2 separate regions of the Mus musculus genome follow, and region 2 is linked to region 1. Evidence: chromatin loops called from intact Hi-C (ENCODE). Cell type or tissue: heart. All regions are shown on one strand. Each heading gives the region's core, and the rest is flanking DNA. Links, peaks and the distances in the headings are about the cores only.

Region 1 (8,339 bases), core at 286-8,285:
TAGTTTGCCATGTCCTTGCTGCTCTGTGTATTCCCTTCAGTGCTGAGACATAGTAGCTAGTCTTTACCAGCTTCAGCCTCTCTTAGTTCCTCCTAAACTTCTCCAGATGCCGGTGGAGTTAGATTTATTTTGGGAAAGGCCCTGAGTATCTGTACTAGAAGTGAAAGAGTTGACAGGAAGCAGCACGAGTTTCAATCTGTCTTGTGGGGCCATAGTTCATGTTTGTATGTTTGTAGATTCTTTACTTCTCTTACTGTATTTGCAAAATGTTTTTAGAAATTATATACTGAACATGAATGTGCACTTTTTCTTGTTACTTTCTAAACACCAAAACATAACAGCTAATTGTGATTACTTACATTATATTAGTTATCATAAATAATGTATAAATGAATAAAAGTTTGTAGAAAGATGTAGGTAGGCTATATGCAAACACTATGCCTTTCCAGATAAGTAATTTGGGACTCTATAAATTTTTGGATTTTTTAGGGTTGCCTTGGAACCAATGACTTCTAGGTGCCATACGCGCGCGCGCGCACACACACACACACACACACAAGATTTTTTTTTTTTTAGTTTTTCTGGCTAATATTCAATCTCTGTGTGTCATACTAGTATTGAATGATCCAAAGACTAAGACATGTTATTATTGTTCATGTTGTTGAAAATATTTTTTATTTCAATTAGTGTGATGTGTGTTAATAAAAGTGCCCTGAAGTTGTTCTCCAGTATCTCCTTTGAAAGACAACCTTTAAAGACTTGAAGTTGGAAAGCTGGGAAGATTTCCAAGCCTCTTTTATTAACCTACACATTTCCTTCGTCTCTACTTGTGTCTCTATAGAAATGTCTACTGTATGTCTGGAGAAAGGATATTATGCTTATGAGTGGCTTCAGAAACATCTTTATTTCTTTTTAGAGCAGAAAATCTAGGAAGAGCTTCTAGTGGCCAGTTCTGAGAACTCAGTTTTGAAAATCAAAATATGTTTTGTCTTGTATATGGAAAGTTGGCCCAATGTTCTGGCGGTTTCTTTTATCACTCTGCTCTAATATATGAGATGCCAGATGCAGTTAGACATAGAACTCTAGACATTGTGACCTGGACTGTCAACTCCTTGTTACCTCATCACTCCAAATAAGGGGCGGGATACTTTTCTTTCCATTGCTGTGATAAAAACCAGAACAAAAAATAACTTGAGGACGAAAGTATATGTTTTATCTTGCAGGTTGTAGTCCACCATTAAGGGAAGCCACAGCAGGAACCTGGAGGCAGAACGGAAGCATAGAGGATGGAGGAACCCTAGTTACTAGCTTACTCCTTCTGATTTGCTCAGCCAGGCCAGTCTGCCTAGGAATGGCACCACCCACAATGGTCCAGAGCATTCTGAATCAATTAGCAATTAAAAACAATACCTCACCAAAGGTCAGTCTAATCTGGGCATTCTTTAATTGAGCCTCCCTCTTCCCAGGTGACTCTAAGTTGTGTCAAATTGATAGTAAAATCTGATTATGACAGGGGCAAGTTTGAATTCTGTTAATAGATGGCTTTATAAATAAACAAATGAAGAATGACCCGGTTCTCTGGTCCAAGTCAACATTGCCTTGGTGATGACAATAGTAGTGAAATCCCCTTGTGTTGGTAAAGAGAGATTTGATTTCAGAGATTTGATAGGAACAAACGTGCTCTTTCTCATCAGCTGCCACGGGTTCCTGCCATTACCACCATGGCAGTCATCCTGGGGTTTCTAAAGGTTTCAGGATAGATGTGAAAGCACACGGAGCCCAGGATGAGTTGGACCTCCTTAACTGCCAGTCAAATTTCAGAGGACTTAAATCATAAGAGCTCACTTTTCCAAAGTGCTGATTCAAGCTCAGTGCCAAGCACTTTACAGACACTTTCACACTAGAGGAACTCTCTGAGAAAGGAGTCGTTGTCCCCATATTGTAATTGAGAGTGTTCAAGAATGAAGGGTAAAATAAGTTGACTGAAAACCCTGTCAACTAAGGATTTGAAACCACCAGTATTCAAACTCAGAATGTTGGATGAAGAGTCTGTCCATGCATGCAAACACATGCTGCAGTGGGAACCACAGGTAAGTCCACCTCCTGGGAAAGAAGGACTGCCTTGCATTGTTGACATGGAGTAATAAAATAAAATCTTTCTCTGTTCCACCTCATCCTATTTTACTCCCAAATCTGAAGCTATTGTAATGGTTAAAGAGTAGGCAAAGAAGAAACTGGACTTAGGTATTTTCCACAGCATCACAATCATAGCAAGAAGTTTAAAGGTACTTAGCATAGCTGTTGTTGCTTTTCTCATTGTTGTGACAAAATGCCCAACAGAGAGAACTTAGGGAAGGAAAGGTTTCTTTGGGTTTACATGGTTCAACTCATCAGGATGGGAACACAAGGTGGTGGGAGCAGCTGGTCTGAGGGTGGGGTGGCTTCTCACATGGCAGCCGTACCCAGAGGCAGGGAAATGACTGCAGGTAGAAGTGGGTACAGCCTTCAGGGATCATCTCTAGTGATCCAAAGATTCCATTGTCCCAGAAAGCACTGCTATCATCCAGGAACCAAGAGCCTAAACAGTTGAACCTGTGGGAGACATTTCATATCTAAACTACAGCAGCAGGTGAGTGGATGCCCCATAGGCGTTGCCTGTGATTGCTTTTGGTCTTTGCCCAGAACAATCCTAACACAATACTGTATTTCTCTGAAGTTTTAGGCAAACGAGTGGGGACGTGACCTATGTACATTTTTTCAGACTATTAAATTATGACGAAATTAGCAGATGAGAGAGAGTAGACAGAGTCTACTCATTTTAGCAAGAGAAGCAGTGAACGAAGAAACAAACAGAACAGTCAGAACCAGGTGATCCTTGTCAGATATGTGAGAAGCTGCGTTACCTCCACAGAAAGCATAGTTTCTGCTCCATGTTAAACTGTCAAGGCTTGTTCTGCTGAGTGGTCCAAGACAGAGGAAAGCCAGTTACACAGGCTGCTCCTGGGGCTGGGCTGGGCTCTCCTGGTTCTCATTAACATTCTTGCTGCCTTCTCATTGATAACGAAATAAAGCCGATAGGATAACTCCCATCTGACTTATAATTTATGGATTCCAGAATCACCACTGTCCTTCAGACATGTAATAACTGTTGATATAGATTCAACATCAATCCATGTGCCAGTTGGGATGCAGGGATATACTAATTGTGGCATCGTGCTCTCCCCTATGGGCTGTTTTCTCAACTCTTAAAGAAATTCACTTACTCAAAAGATATATGTTAAGTATCTCTGTGTCAGCTTCTGGAGAAATGAGCTAGGTTAGGTTAGCATCTACAAAGGAGACGTATGGCTGTGAATCTCCCATGGCTCAAATATCTTGATGCTCTCTGGGGAAGCCAGCAGCATCTCTGTCTACAGACAATGACTTCAGGGGAGTCTTTGTAGGAGAAGACTAAACTGTTTGGAAAGATACAAAGGAAAAAAAATGCAGAAAGCCAGCTTTGGAAATTTAAATGGCTTTTAGTTACAAGTACAGACTAGAGGCATATGTGTATGAATTATAGACAAGATACCAAAAGGAATATTGACTGCCATGCTGAATAATTTCCATGATGTGGGAAGCAGGAGCCTAGGAATGACTTGAAGGAAGGAAGAAACATTGAGGTTAGTATTTAGGAAATTTTCTTCCTAACATTGTGGAGGACCAATGGGAGGATCCACACTAGGAAGAGGAGCCAATTGAGAATGCTTTATTTAACAAAAGGAGGGGCTGCCGGGCATAATGGTGCACACCTCTCATCCCAACACTCAAGAGGGAGAGGCAAGCAGTTTCTGTGAGTTCGAGCACAGCCTAATCTACAGAAGTAGTTACAGGACAGGGAGGGTACAGAAAAACCTTGTCTCTAAAAGGGAGTTGCTAAGAAGGAGACTAAAATATGGAGCTCAGAGAGACAGGGGATTGGTCAAGCTGAGGATGTTCTACCAGGGAATTTCAGGAGCTCTGTGAAGGCCAAGAATATGATATGCTGCAGACATACCTCAGAAGATGGCCAAGTGGCTATAGGATTTGGCATTTAGGGGAAGACTGGCAACCTGGGTGTTCTTAGATTCAGTGAAGGATTGAGCATAGGGGAGACAGTGGAGTGGGTTGCTGTGTAGGTAGGAAGTTAAATGCTGCAAAATTAGTATGGACGTTAATGTGAAAGTGGGTAGTGATTAAAAATACAGATTCTTCTATTCACTTTAAAAAATGAGCAAACAAACAACAATAAAAAGGAATTGTTTCAAGGTGGAGTAGAATCAGCTCCTCTTGGTTTTACTAGTACTGGCTCCTTAAATTTGAAGACATGCTTGCAACTTTAGAAGAGTGGGCCAGCTGGACTCTGCCACCATGACAGTAACTATTTTTTGTCAAGGCCAACAGTCCAGAACATTTTTCTTCCTGTGTCTCTGCATCTCCCTCCTCCTCCATTTTTGAACTTTCCCCTAGTCTGCATGGTTAATGTTGTTGCCTTGACTTATCCCTGGAGACTACTGTTGACAGCATCAGATGCCTCTGGCCCCAGATTTGGTTCTTTTTACTCTGGTCCCTGAATTGTGAGGCTCTGCAAGGCTATCTTCGGTTCCAGTCATTCATGTTTACGTGAACAGTGCCAAGGTCTGAATCTCACTCATATTCATGATCTCCAAAAGCAATGAAAGCTAAGAGAGCAAGTTTCAAAGGTACCCTACCCAGGTGGGAGGGTGGGAAGGTAGGGTGGGTGGTGTCTGATTTTGCCCCTGTCACCTTATGGTTGTGTGACTATAGACAAAAACTTGTTACCTCTCTTTGCCTCAGTTTCTTTATCTGCTCTACACAAACAATCTATGTAAATAATAACAGAATCTACATATACATATTTGAGGAATAACTATGTTAACATGATCCTGAGGCTTAGAGTGTGTTTGGCATATAGTAAACCCTCCTGTTTGTCCTTTTTTTAAAAAAAATTATTAGATATTTACTTTATGTACATTTCAAAAATAAAGTAAATATCCGTTTGTCCTTAAAATAGGGCGAGTTGCCCTGTGTGACAGAAAGGGTTCCTACCTTTTTGCTGCCCTCTGGTGGCTGGTGAACATATTTGGAGCATTGAAATTGACCCTTTGTGTGCTGGATATAATATAGAACTGGCAATGATGAGAATTAATGGCAATCAATATTTGGTTATTCAATTGACTCCTCATAGTACCCATACTGAGATTTGTGGATATTATTACTTTTTGAATAAGAATAGATGCTGAGAAAATATGAGATAAGCTACACACATAATTAAGTATCATAGGAACTAAAGTAAGTCTTATTTATAGCCAGGGACTCAATTTGAAAGAAAAAAAATTATTTGTTTATTTTAAATTCAGTTCAGAGCATATTTTGATCTTGTTTTGTTTCAGTCAATAGTTACATATAACATATAGTTTGGCTTCAAATCATATAGTTCAAATAGTTTCCTTTTCCTCTTGAAAAGTTGGTTCAGTTCATGGTTTACTAGAACATTAAAATTTGGGTTTGGTTCTAGCTGAACACTGATGTGAAGTTAGGTTTGGTTCAAGTCTTTTTCAAATAGTCTAGTGAATGTTAAATTGATGGACATCTTCAGGAAATAGCCAATGCCTAGCAAGAATGCACTGTGCCTGTTTCATCAAAAACATTTCCACAGCCCTCTTGTCTGAACCCGTACGATATCTGGTTCTCTTTAAGTTGGCTGTCCTGAGACAGAATAATAACGCTGAACATAGTAGTGAGTGGTAGTTTTGCAACACTGACAAATGATCTCATTTTGCTGGACTGACTTCTAAACTTGAAAATTCATGAATTTCATCACACACTCATTCCAAAGGCTTACACCTCACAGATGGATCGAATCTCAGGGCCCCATGCTTCATGTGCTTGCCTTGTTTCTGTGTGGATGTGAAGTGTGTGATTTTGCTGTTTTGAATATTAATGATATCTCAGTGCTAAGTTAGTCATTTTTTTTTTTGGAAAGATTTTCTGAATTCTGAGGTTCAACTTTCATTATATTCCAAATCTAAGAGAGAAGTATCTTTCCAGGCTTAAATTGCAAATATAATACAGCATGTGGCAATGTGTTTATAACTAAATCAGTTGAGGCATATCCATGTGACCGAGCAAAGGAAGCCCGACCAAGATCCCGTTTGCACTAGGATTTGTTGGCGAGAACATCAACAAATAGGAATTTGCAATCAGCATAGGCTGAAGTAGACTCTTCAACAAGCCCTGACTGTCACATCTATGTGAGCCATCACCTCATTATGTGGGTACTACAGTCTTCTCATTTAATTTTTTTCTTTCTTTTTTTTAATTAGGTATTTATTTCATTTACATTTCCAATGTTATCCCAAAAGTACCCCACACGCTCCCCCACCCACCCACCCACTCCCACTTCTTCGCCCTGGAGTTCCCCTGTACTGAAGCAGATAAAGTTTGCACAACCAATGGGCCTCTCTTTCCACTGATGTCCGACTAGGCCATCTTCTGATACATATGCAGCTAGAGACACGAGCTCTGGGAGGTACTGGGTAGTTCATATTGTTGTTCCACCTATAGGGTTGCAGATCCCTTTAGCTCCTTGGTTACTTTCTCTAGCTCCTTCATTGGAGGCCCTGTGATCCATCCAATAGCTGACTGTGAGCATCCACTTCTGTGTTTTCTAGATCTCGGCATAGTCTCACAAGAGACAGCTATATCTGGGTCCTTTCAGCAAAATCTTGCTAGTGTGTGCAATGGTGTCAGCATCTGGAGGCTGATTATGATGGATCCCCGGATATGGCAGCCTCTAGATGGTCCATTCTTTTGTCTCAGCTCCAAACTGTGTCTCTGTAACTCCTTCCATGGGTGTTTTGTTCCCAATTCTAAGAAGGGGCAAAGATTAACACAAATCTAGAATATCAAAAATGAGGATTTAAGTATGCATAAATCCAGCTTAATCATGTAACTATCATGGTGAATTTTCATGTAGTTGGGCATTGAGTTCAAATACAAATTAAGATCAAGGCAGAATATTCAGACACCAAGCAGACTAATGAAAGTCAGGACATATGCACTGCCCCGGAGTCAAGAGCCGTCAAGGGTCAGAACCTTTTCATGTAGATGAAAACCAGAGAGAGGAGGGAACTGGCCCAATGATAAAAGAAGAAGAAAAAAGGACAAGACAAGTGGCTTGAAGAACTCTAACTCAAAGCCATAAAGAATACTGATGAAGACTCCATCAAACTGTGAAGGGATCATCCACACTGATGGCAACCAATCTACCATCAGGTTCTTTGTTTTAATTCTGAAACAGAGCCTGCAAGTCCATCCTGCCTGAGCTGCTGTGCAGGCCAGGAGTAAGAGATGCTTCACAATATTCACAGAGCCCCAACCACTTCAGTTTTGTCATCTGCCATTTAATCTAGTTGCCCACTTCAGGGAGCTTCCTGTGTAGCTGCTCTGCTGAGATGACCACATGTGCACTTCTTTCCCTCCCTCCCCTCTAAGGTGTGCCGAGCTCCTGGCTTCCAGACAGCAACTTTCTTCTGTTACAGCGTTCTAGCTGCTGAAACATCCTTTTGTTGCAGGGCCGAGATTTTATATCTTGTTCTTCGTTTGCCTCTGTGGCCACAGAAGATTACAGGTATTCTTTTATCTCTACATGAGAATAGTGGAAGTGTTTTTAAGAGATGTAAAAATATTTAAAAGATGACCCAATAATGAAGTCTTCCAAACTATGAGAAAGAGAAAAAGAAAGGAAGAAACAAAGACAGAGAGAGAGAGAGAGAGAGAGAGAGAGAGAGAGAGAGAGAGAGAACAAGCAATAGACACAAGATTTATTAGAAAGAATCTTGTAATAAGAGATATCATGCCAAGGTAGCCTAGTATGCCCACCTTTTCTTCCACCCAGAGGAAAGATACCTTCCCAGCTATTACAGCCAAGCCAAGCTTAAGTAATATCTTCTCCTGTCTTCTGAGCTGTGCAGTGAATGGCACTGCCATTTTTGAAATTACTTTTGTGGTAACAAGGCAGTATTTCTCAAAAACAAATACATTAAGAAGAAGAAGAAAGATAGCAAAGGATAACAAGAGTGGTAGAAATAAAAGTGGTCTACTAAATCTCTAAAAGGAGAACTAGAGAAATCCAAGCTTTATTGAGCTCCTGCTGTGGGTGCTTTAATCAGCATGGTAATTTAATAAGCAGGCGTGTGTCTTGAAACATTTGGTGAGTGAAAACACTGAGGTTCAGAACGGCCTCAAGTGCATATAGTTACATTCACTGTTAGTTCTATGGATTGAATGGTTCTGTC
Region 2 (8,339 bases), core at 18-8,017, 270 kb before region 1:
GAAGATGTCACCTCAACGATGCTGGTCTCTTCTTAATCACCGCTAATTTCTTAGCTCCAGCTAACCAGCATCAATTGTCCCAGTAATGCAGTTTTTGCTTTAGTAGTTCTGGTATCTTGTTAATCACAGCTGATTCTTCAGCCCCAGCTAACCAGAACCACAGAATCTTCACAATCAAAAACAGCAATGGCCCTGAAAAGAGTCTTTAATTTTCCCTCTGAAATTTCACAAGCCAGACCTCCATCTTCTGCACTGTTCTCAACATTATCTTCCAAGCTCCTATACAAAATCTGACAGAGCTCTTAACAAGGAATGGATCTTCAAGCCCAAAGCTCCAAAGTCCTTCCACGGTCCTCCCCAAAACATGGTCAGGTTGTCACAGGAATACCCCACTATGCTGGTACCAATTTGTCTTAGTCAGGGTTTCTATTACTGCACAAACATCATGACCAAGAAGCAAGATGGGGAGGAAAGGGTTTATTCAGCTTACATTTCTACATTGCTGTTCATCACCAAGGAAGTCAGGACTGGAACTCAAGCAGGTCAGGAAGCAGGAGCTGATGCAGAGGCCATGGAGGGATATTCTTTACTGGCTTGCTTCCCCTGCTCTCTTATAGAACCAAGACTACCAGCCCAGAGATGGTCCCACCCACAAAGGGCCTTTCCTCCTTGATCACTAATTGAGAAAATGCCTTACAGTTGGATCTCCTGGAGGCATTTCCTCAACTGAAGCTCCTTTTTCTGTGATAACTCCAGCTGTGTCAAGTTGACACAAAACTAGCCGGTACAGGACCAAAACAGAAAAACAAAAAGTATGGATAATAGGATCAAGTTCTTCTGTTTCAAACTGAAACCCTGCAGACAACAGCAAGTTAAACAAAATCCTCTACTCCTCTCATAAAAATAGAGAGCACAGCATAGAGTTTGCCCTTTCACAGTTGCTATGGTGATTTCTTAGTCAACAAAGTATCTTTTTTTTTAAACTAAGTATCTTTTACATTGTTTAAATGACAAGGTTCAATACTCAAGTTTGCAACATAGTCCAAAATAGAGTTCTGGTCATCTCATAGGCAATGAAGTATTTAAGAAAGAGGAAGATGAAAGGCAAGAACAGCACACACCAGCAGCCAGGGAGGACTAGCTGCCTTCAAGGAGCCGTTCTGGAAAGCTCATCATACACACTTCTGTCTCACTGGTTGTCTTTAGTCTTGGGCTACAGAGTGAAGTGGGCAGTGTTCACTGGCTACAGAGAAATAAATGGAGGTTCTATGACCATGAAGAAAAAGAAAAAACGTAAGTGCATGCGTGGAGTGCTGACCATCTGAGAGCCAACAAGAGTAGCATGTATAGCCAGGCTCCATGATTTTGAACCCAAGGCCGCATCCATTTGCAAGTGAGCAGCGGGCCCTCCCTCTTTCTTTCGTTTTAAGTCAGGGTCTCACTAAGATGCCCAGACCAGTTATGATTTACTCCATAGACCAGCATGCCTTGTACTCCCAATCCCCCTGCCTCAGCCACCCAAGTGGCTGGGATGCATGATAGGCCTGGACCATTGCCTGGCCCCACAGTTTGTCAGAAGACAGTTGACATGACTTTTTTCCTGCCTGTATGGGACACGCCAGTGGGAACACAGAGAGAACTGCCAGAAACATGGGAGGGGTTTTTATTTTCCGTAAATCAAATCAGACAAATATATACTCTTCTCAGTTATGAAGATGAATTGTCTTGGATAGTGATTACTGTTGTGCAATGCATCTCTAAGATACCACTTTCTTGAATTACTGGGGAATTATGACCTAAGAAGAGGAGACAGTCCCTGTCACCTGTGCAGAGCTGAGGGTCCATTGCTCATGTGTTTCCAAAGAGCATTGTCAGTGAAAGGGTTAAGGCCCTGGGCCTTCCCCGGGCTAGCAGATGAAAACCAGTAGGCTGGGATATTATTTTTATTGTGTTGACACAGATGCATTTTCTTAAAGATTTATAAGAAAGTTTTAATTTTTAAAAATACTCTGTTCCTTGCTTCCCCAAATTCCATTTAACTTATGTATGTGCCATCTACACTACAGCCTCACAGGGGAGAACAATCATGCAAGAATTCTCTTTACTCTGTGCTTTGACATATACAAGGACCATGGTTACTGAGTCCATAAACCACTGCTTACCAGCAAGTGCTCCCCAAAGGAGCTGATCCTCAGAGAAAACATTGTGGGGTGGGGGATGGGGAGGATGGGTTGTTAAGGCACTAGGCACCCAGGAAGCAGGAGAAAACTACAGACTGAATCTCAAGAGCAGGGAATCCACAATATTACCAGCAACTTTATCTATCTATCTATCTATCTATCTATCTATCTATCTATCTATCTATCTATCCATACATACATACATCCATACATCCATCTATCAATTAATTAATTAATTAGTTATCTATGTATGCATCTGCATATGTATCTATGTCTCTTTCTTTCTCTATCTATCTATCTATCTATCTATCTATCTATCTATCTATCTATCTATCTATCTATCGTCAGTAGTAAGTCTGAAAGAGGTCAACCTCAAATGTCATTCCTCAACCAGATGAATCCATCTTCCCCCTTTAGACAGGGTCTGCTACTGCCCTGGATGCCCATATTAGGTAGACTAGCTGGCCAGGGAACCCCAAGGACTGGAGTTATCAGCAAACAACACCACGTGGCTTTTTCTTTTCTTAAGGTGGGTTCTGTGAATAAAATGCAGGCTTGAGAAGCAGACATCTCCACGACCCTAGCCACCCGTTTATTAATGTACCACATTCAGTGCCCTTCACGCATGCTCCTCCCACCTTCCTCTGACTAACTGTGCTATAGATTCCTGGTTAGAGAAGTAAATACGTTAGAGAAGTCCTGTGGCTACACCATGAGAAAGGCCAAGCTGGCTCTACAGCAGACCACCGGATCCCTACTTCCATGGCCTTCTAACCACCATGTATTGTAGTCTCAAAAGCATCCCCAGATCCATCGCTGATCACCGGCAAAGCCTGGGATTTGCTGGAGGAGAAAAAAAAAAAAATGAGTGCAATCTAAAAGCGCTCCTCCAGTATCTGTTTTGACAGCCAAAATTAATAGTGCACTTTCGGAGTGCTTTTTGGCAACTCTTTCTAATGACCCGAACTGTCGCCTCCTTCCACCGCGGCTTGGCAGGGCTCTGGACCTGGGGCTGACAGCCGGTGGGCGGGAAGGGATCACGGCGGCCACCGCATTGGCTGCGTCCAGCGGGAGAGGGCGCGACTGCTCCCCACACGCAGTGACAGTGAAGAGGATGGGTACACTCGGGCTAGGAAACGCACAAAGCAGATTACAGTAAAGGTGATAATTGGCTTGAAGGGGGGCTGTGCATGCCTTAGTCTTCCAAAGCCGGTGGATCTGCTTGCTTACCCTGTTGCTCCTTGTCAAGGAGGAGACTTGAGCCTGTACCTCCGCGCGCTCTCAGGGTTGGCCAGAAGAGGGAGCAGGTTCGGTGGGGAGAAGGAGTTCTTACCAGAGGCTGAGAATGGCACCCAACTCCCAATCTGCTGACTCTGAGGACTAACAGTTGTTGAAACTAAAAACTATGAGAGAAAACAGAAAATACTGATTTTTGGGTTTGGCAAGCTCTAAAACCATTAAACGATGTAGAAAGAAGTTTTAACTACGTGTACATTAATTACTCGAAAGTTCCTAGCACTCTGATACTATTGTCAAAATACAGTCCCTAACAGGATCCTGCTCACGCAGCCAGGAACTTTCACCTCTCTGTGATGTCTTCTCAGCTCCTGCCATGGTTTGTATGAGCTCCATAAACACTCTACATGTAATGACTTGGTCCCAAAAACCGGGGAGATTGGGTACAGACCTTGAAAAGGTGGACCCTAGTGGGTGTTCTGTTGGTTTGGGAGGTATGTGCTCAAAAGAGATTGTGGGATTGCTGTCCCTTTCTATCAGTCCCTGACTCGAACAGAAAACCTTTTTCTTAGCCACACACAGAGACTAGGATGTGTCACTGCCTTCAGAGGCACAGATTGCAGAGATCTCTTGACACCATGAACCTCTGAAATTGTGAGCCTTCTTTCTCAAAAGAAGAGTTACCTGTAGTCATGCAGATGCTGGAATTTGAAAATACAGAGGTGTGAAGTGAATTCTGTCCACAAGATGCTTAGAGGTTTCAGTGTGAGGGGCATTCTGAGGAACGCAGAAACACCATCTCCTCCTCCCTGGCATCTCTTCTAAAGAGTGCGGAAGCCGAGGAGCTGATATTCTGCTTTGGGGAGGAGTGTTTGTTCCTTTGAGTCTTCAAAGTCTTGGCAAAAATTCCTAAGGAAGAGACATTTCAGTGTAGGGTTTGATTGTGAGGAGAGAAGTAATTTTGAACTTGGGAAGTGCAGTTGCTCTCTACAGGGAAGGACTGGATAGAGGAAGAGACAGGTTAAAAACAACACCACCAAACATCTCCAACGCTAGGGATCAGGTGTGTGTGTGTGTGTGTGTGTGTGTGTGTGTGTTGTGTATGTGTGTTGTGTGTGTGTTGTGTGTGTGTGGTGTGTGTGTGTATGCCGAGAGAGACCACTGGAAATGTGAGTCATTTCAGGAGTGAGGTAAAAACTAGTGCAATGGAAACTCCCTGGACTCTACAAGGGTAACCCTAGCAAAGACTCCTAGTGATGGGGATACAGAGCCTGAAGCAGCTATCTTTTGTAACCAGGCAAGGCTTCTAGTGGAGGGAATGGGACACCAACCCAGCCACAAAACTTTGACCTACATACAATTTGTTCTGCCTGCAAGATGTGCTGGAGCAAAAGTGGTCCAGAAATTGAGGAAATGCCAATGAATGACAGGTCCAGCTTGAGATCAAAAGCATGACAGGGATTCGAGGCCTGACACTGGCAGATGGCCAGGAAGCGGGGCTGGATGAGCCAGAGATCTAGAATAGAATCAGACACAGTGGGAAGAAAAGAGAAAAAAAGTCAATGAAATGATTACTAATGATATTCTGCTATACTTGTAGACAGGAGCCTAGCCTAACTGTCATCAGAGAGGCTTATCTAGCAGCTGATGGAAACAGTTGCAGACACCCACAGCCAGACATTAGGCAGTGCTCAGGAGTGTTGAGGAAGAGGGTGAGGAAAGATTGTAGGAGCCAGAGGGATTGGGGACACCACAAGAATATGGTTCCATGGAGTCAACCTAAGCAGGACTCACAGGGGTTCACAGAGACTGAACCAGGAATCAGGGAGCCTGTGTGGCCTAGCCCTCTGCCCTGTATAATATGGTTGTGTAGCTTGGTGTTCTTGTGAGATTCCTAACAGTGGTAGCAGGTGTTTCTCTGACTCTTGCCTGCTTTTGGAACCCTTTCCCTCCTGTTGGATTGCCTTGATATGTGAGGATGGGTCTAGTTGTATTGTAACCTGTTACGCCATATTTGATTGACATCCCTGGGAGGCCTGCCCGTTTCTGAAGGGAAATGGAGGAGGAATGGGAGAGGGGAGGCAGTAGGGAGGGACTTCAAGGAGAGGAGGGAGGAGAAATTTTGGTGGGACGATAATAAATAAATGGATAGATAGATAAAATTTAAATCTCCAATATACAGCAGATGGGACAAAAAAATTGTGCCAGGAGGTCTTGGGAGTAAACTCCAGGAGGAGCAATCTGAATCTAAAGCTAAAGCAGTAACAACTTACTGCAAAGTAGTGAGGTCAGAAAGCACACCATACAACAGAAGTGCACTTGAGTGCGGGGCCCTCATATAGGAGAATTCAAGTAACAAGATCATATTTGAGGAGGACAGATGCACTGATTGGCCAGGGAAGTCCCTGGTTCATCTCTCCTGCCCTGGTAAAACTATTAACTGCTCCCTGCTCAAGGATCCTCATTTCATTGAAGAACTGCAGCCACGCCAGCATTAGTTCACCGGTGGCTTGTGGTGAAGAACAAAGGCCTAGAGAAGCAGATGTATGGACTTAAGAAGGGTGGCTGTTAAACAATTAAAGACATGGGAGCAGTGGGTGGGTAGGGGAGCAGGGCAGGGAGAGGGTATAGGGAACTTTCGGGCTAGCATTTGAAATTTGAAATGTATATAAAGAAAATATCTAATAAAAATGTGAAAAAAGAAGCTTGATCACCTTATGTGAGCTCTAAACAGAAAATAAAATAAAATAAAAGACATGGGAACAGCGCAACGTGTCCTACATGAAAATGGCTGCATATGTATCAAAAGATGGCCTAGTCGGCCATCACTGGAAAGAGAGGCCCATTGGACACGCAAACTTTATATGCCCCAGTACAGGGGAACGCCAGGGCCAAAAAGGGGGAGTGGGTGGGTAGGGGAGTAGGGGTGGGTGGGTATGGGGGACTTTTGGTATAGCATTGGAAATGTAAATGAGCTAAATACCTAATAAAAAATGGAAAAAAAAAAAGAAAATGGCTTGTTACGAGGGAGGCCATGTACAACCCATAAGAGAGACCACAAGGAGAAGATAGAAGATGCCAAGTATGTTTGATATTGTTTTCCTAAGGACACAAAATAACTAGCTAATGCTTGTTAGATGGATGATATTGCCCACAGGCATAGGAACTAGAATGGATGTAACTGAAGAAGTGGAGCAACGCCTGAGGACTGGGCTTGGGAACAGAGTTTCCAGGAAGAACACTGTCTAGAAAGAAGCATGGAGGGTTTATGGGTTCTGCCCGCTGTGGTTCAGCTAAAGGAGACAGGCAGGACAGCGGAGAGGGCCGTAGGAAGTGAAGGACAGAACAGAGGAGACACGAACAGTGGAAGAGTGGGGAATATTTAACTTGTGGTTGCAAGAAGGGAGGGCAGGTGGTCATGCCCAGGAGCTTGTGGTCTGGAGGGTGATGACAACCTCAAGCATTTAAAAGAAAATAGCCCCAGGGAGTGGGGAGGTCTGGTAGGGTGTGTGGGGGTGTCAGGGGGAGGGACATTCTCTAGGAGAAGGAGGAGGAGTAATGGGATGAGGAACTGTCAGAGGGCATAATGGGAAGGGCATACTGACTGGACTGTAAAAGAAGATTAAAGATTTAAAAAATACAATTTTACTTTTAATTGTGTGTGTTTGTGTGTGAGAGAGAGATACATACGAGTGCAGGTGCCCTTGGAGGCCAGAGCCATTGTATCCCCCTGTAGCTAAAACTACAGGCATACAGGCATTTAAAATCTGCCAGAACATAGGTGGTGGAGATTAAACTCATGTCTTCTGCAAGAACAGTGTGTGCTTTAAACTGCAAAGCCACTGCTCCAATCCCATCACAAGCTATTTAAAATCAGAGTGGTAAGTAGTAAGAAGGTCTCATCAAGAAGATGTTATTTGGCTTCAAGATGGAGAGAATCATCCCTCTGGAAAGGCTAACACTGCTGTCAAAGCTAGACAGAGGCACAGCATCAGGAGGCTAAACGAGGAGGATCATGGCAAATCTGCCTGGGCCACACAATGGGACTCCGTCTCAAAATATAAAGTAAAATACAAGATCATTTAGTGTCAAAGAATTAAAGAGGAAAGTCATGAAGAAAGAACGAGAAGTTCACAGTTGCAGAAGGGGTGAAAGGGAGAGAGGGGGTGTTGCTCCAGACAGAATGAAGAGTATGAGCGCACACAGGGAGGGACAACCAGAGCCAGAGCTTCCACAGGACTGCAAGAGCAGCGAAGCTGGGTCCACTGCAGGCTGACAAGCAAAGCTGCTGCTCGTGGGTTCTTTTCCATGGTTCATAACTGACGCCATTCAGAAGGTGAGCGTGGGAATGGCTGGGAAAGGCTAGTGGTGGGAGGGTGAACAGTAGGAAGGAGACAGGAGAGCAGAGACAGAGAAAGAGACACAGAGAGACACAGAGAGACACAGAGAGAGGAGGAATAAGAAGAGGAAGAGGACAAGATAGAGGACGAGGAGGGGGAGGAGGAGGAAGAGGAGGAGGGAGGAGAAGGAAGAGGAGGAGGGGGAGGGGGAGGGGAGGAGGGGGAGGAGGAAGAGGAGGAAGAGCACGTTTGGATCCCTCACATGGCAAAATGCAGGCTGGAGAGAGTGGTCAGAGTTCAGGGACACTTAAGAGATCCATTAAATGGCAATTTGGATGCAGAAGGTGAGGGAAAGAGAGTACTCAATTATTTTGACTATGAGGAACTCTTTGGGAGGGCAGTGAAAGGAGACAGCTCCAGAAACAGAACTTCAGGGATGTAAGAAATGAGTCTGATGAAAGAAAGCAGAGACAAGTTAGGAGCGCTTAAGCCTGGAGGGAGGGTTGAGATGGAGTGAGAATCTGATGGTTGGGAGGGGCCATTGAGCAGGAAGGAGAAAGGTGGGGGTGGGCATGCCGCCAAG

What was found. Peaks named below come from ENCODE experiments on the same cell type or tissue, not always from the same donor. Only the 100,000 strongest peaks of a DNase experiment are listed, where the experiment ranks them.
Region 2: it touches region 1 in a loop (2.4-fold over the local background); 6 of 42 quality-filtered maps call a loop at or near these places.

Annotation. Positions count from the first base shown.
Region 1 is chr4:10,145,598-10,153,936 of GRCm38, forward strand. It overlaps Gm35008 (a long non-coding RNA gene), which reads left to right and starts at 2,015. Exons shown (of 3, transcript XR_390388.2): 1 at 2,015-2,090; 2 at 7,537-7,672. In heart, for the core only: a CTCF peak has its summit at 5,113 (motif pointing left); a DNase peak (open chromatin) is centred at 4,534.
Region 2 is chr4:9,871,553-9,879,891 of GRCm38, forward strand. No RefSeq gene overlaps it. Among named protein-coding and RNA genes, the nearest start is that of Gdf6, 31 kb to the left of the region's middle. In heart, for the core only: a CTCF peak has its summit at 3,460 (motif pointing right); a DNase peak (open chromatin) is centred at 3,329; H3K4me3 peaks cover 847 bases; H3K27ac peaks cover 236 bases.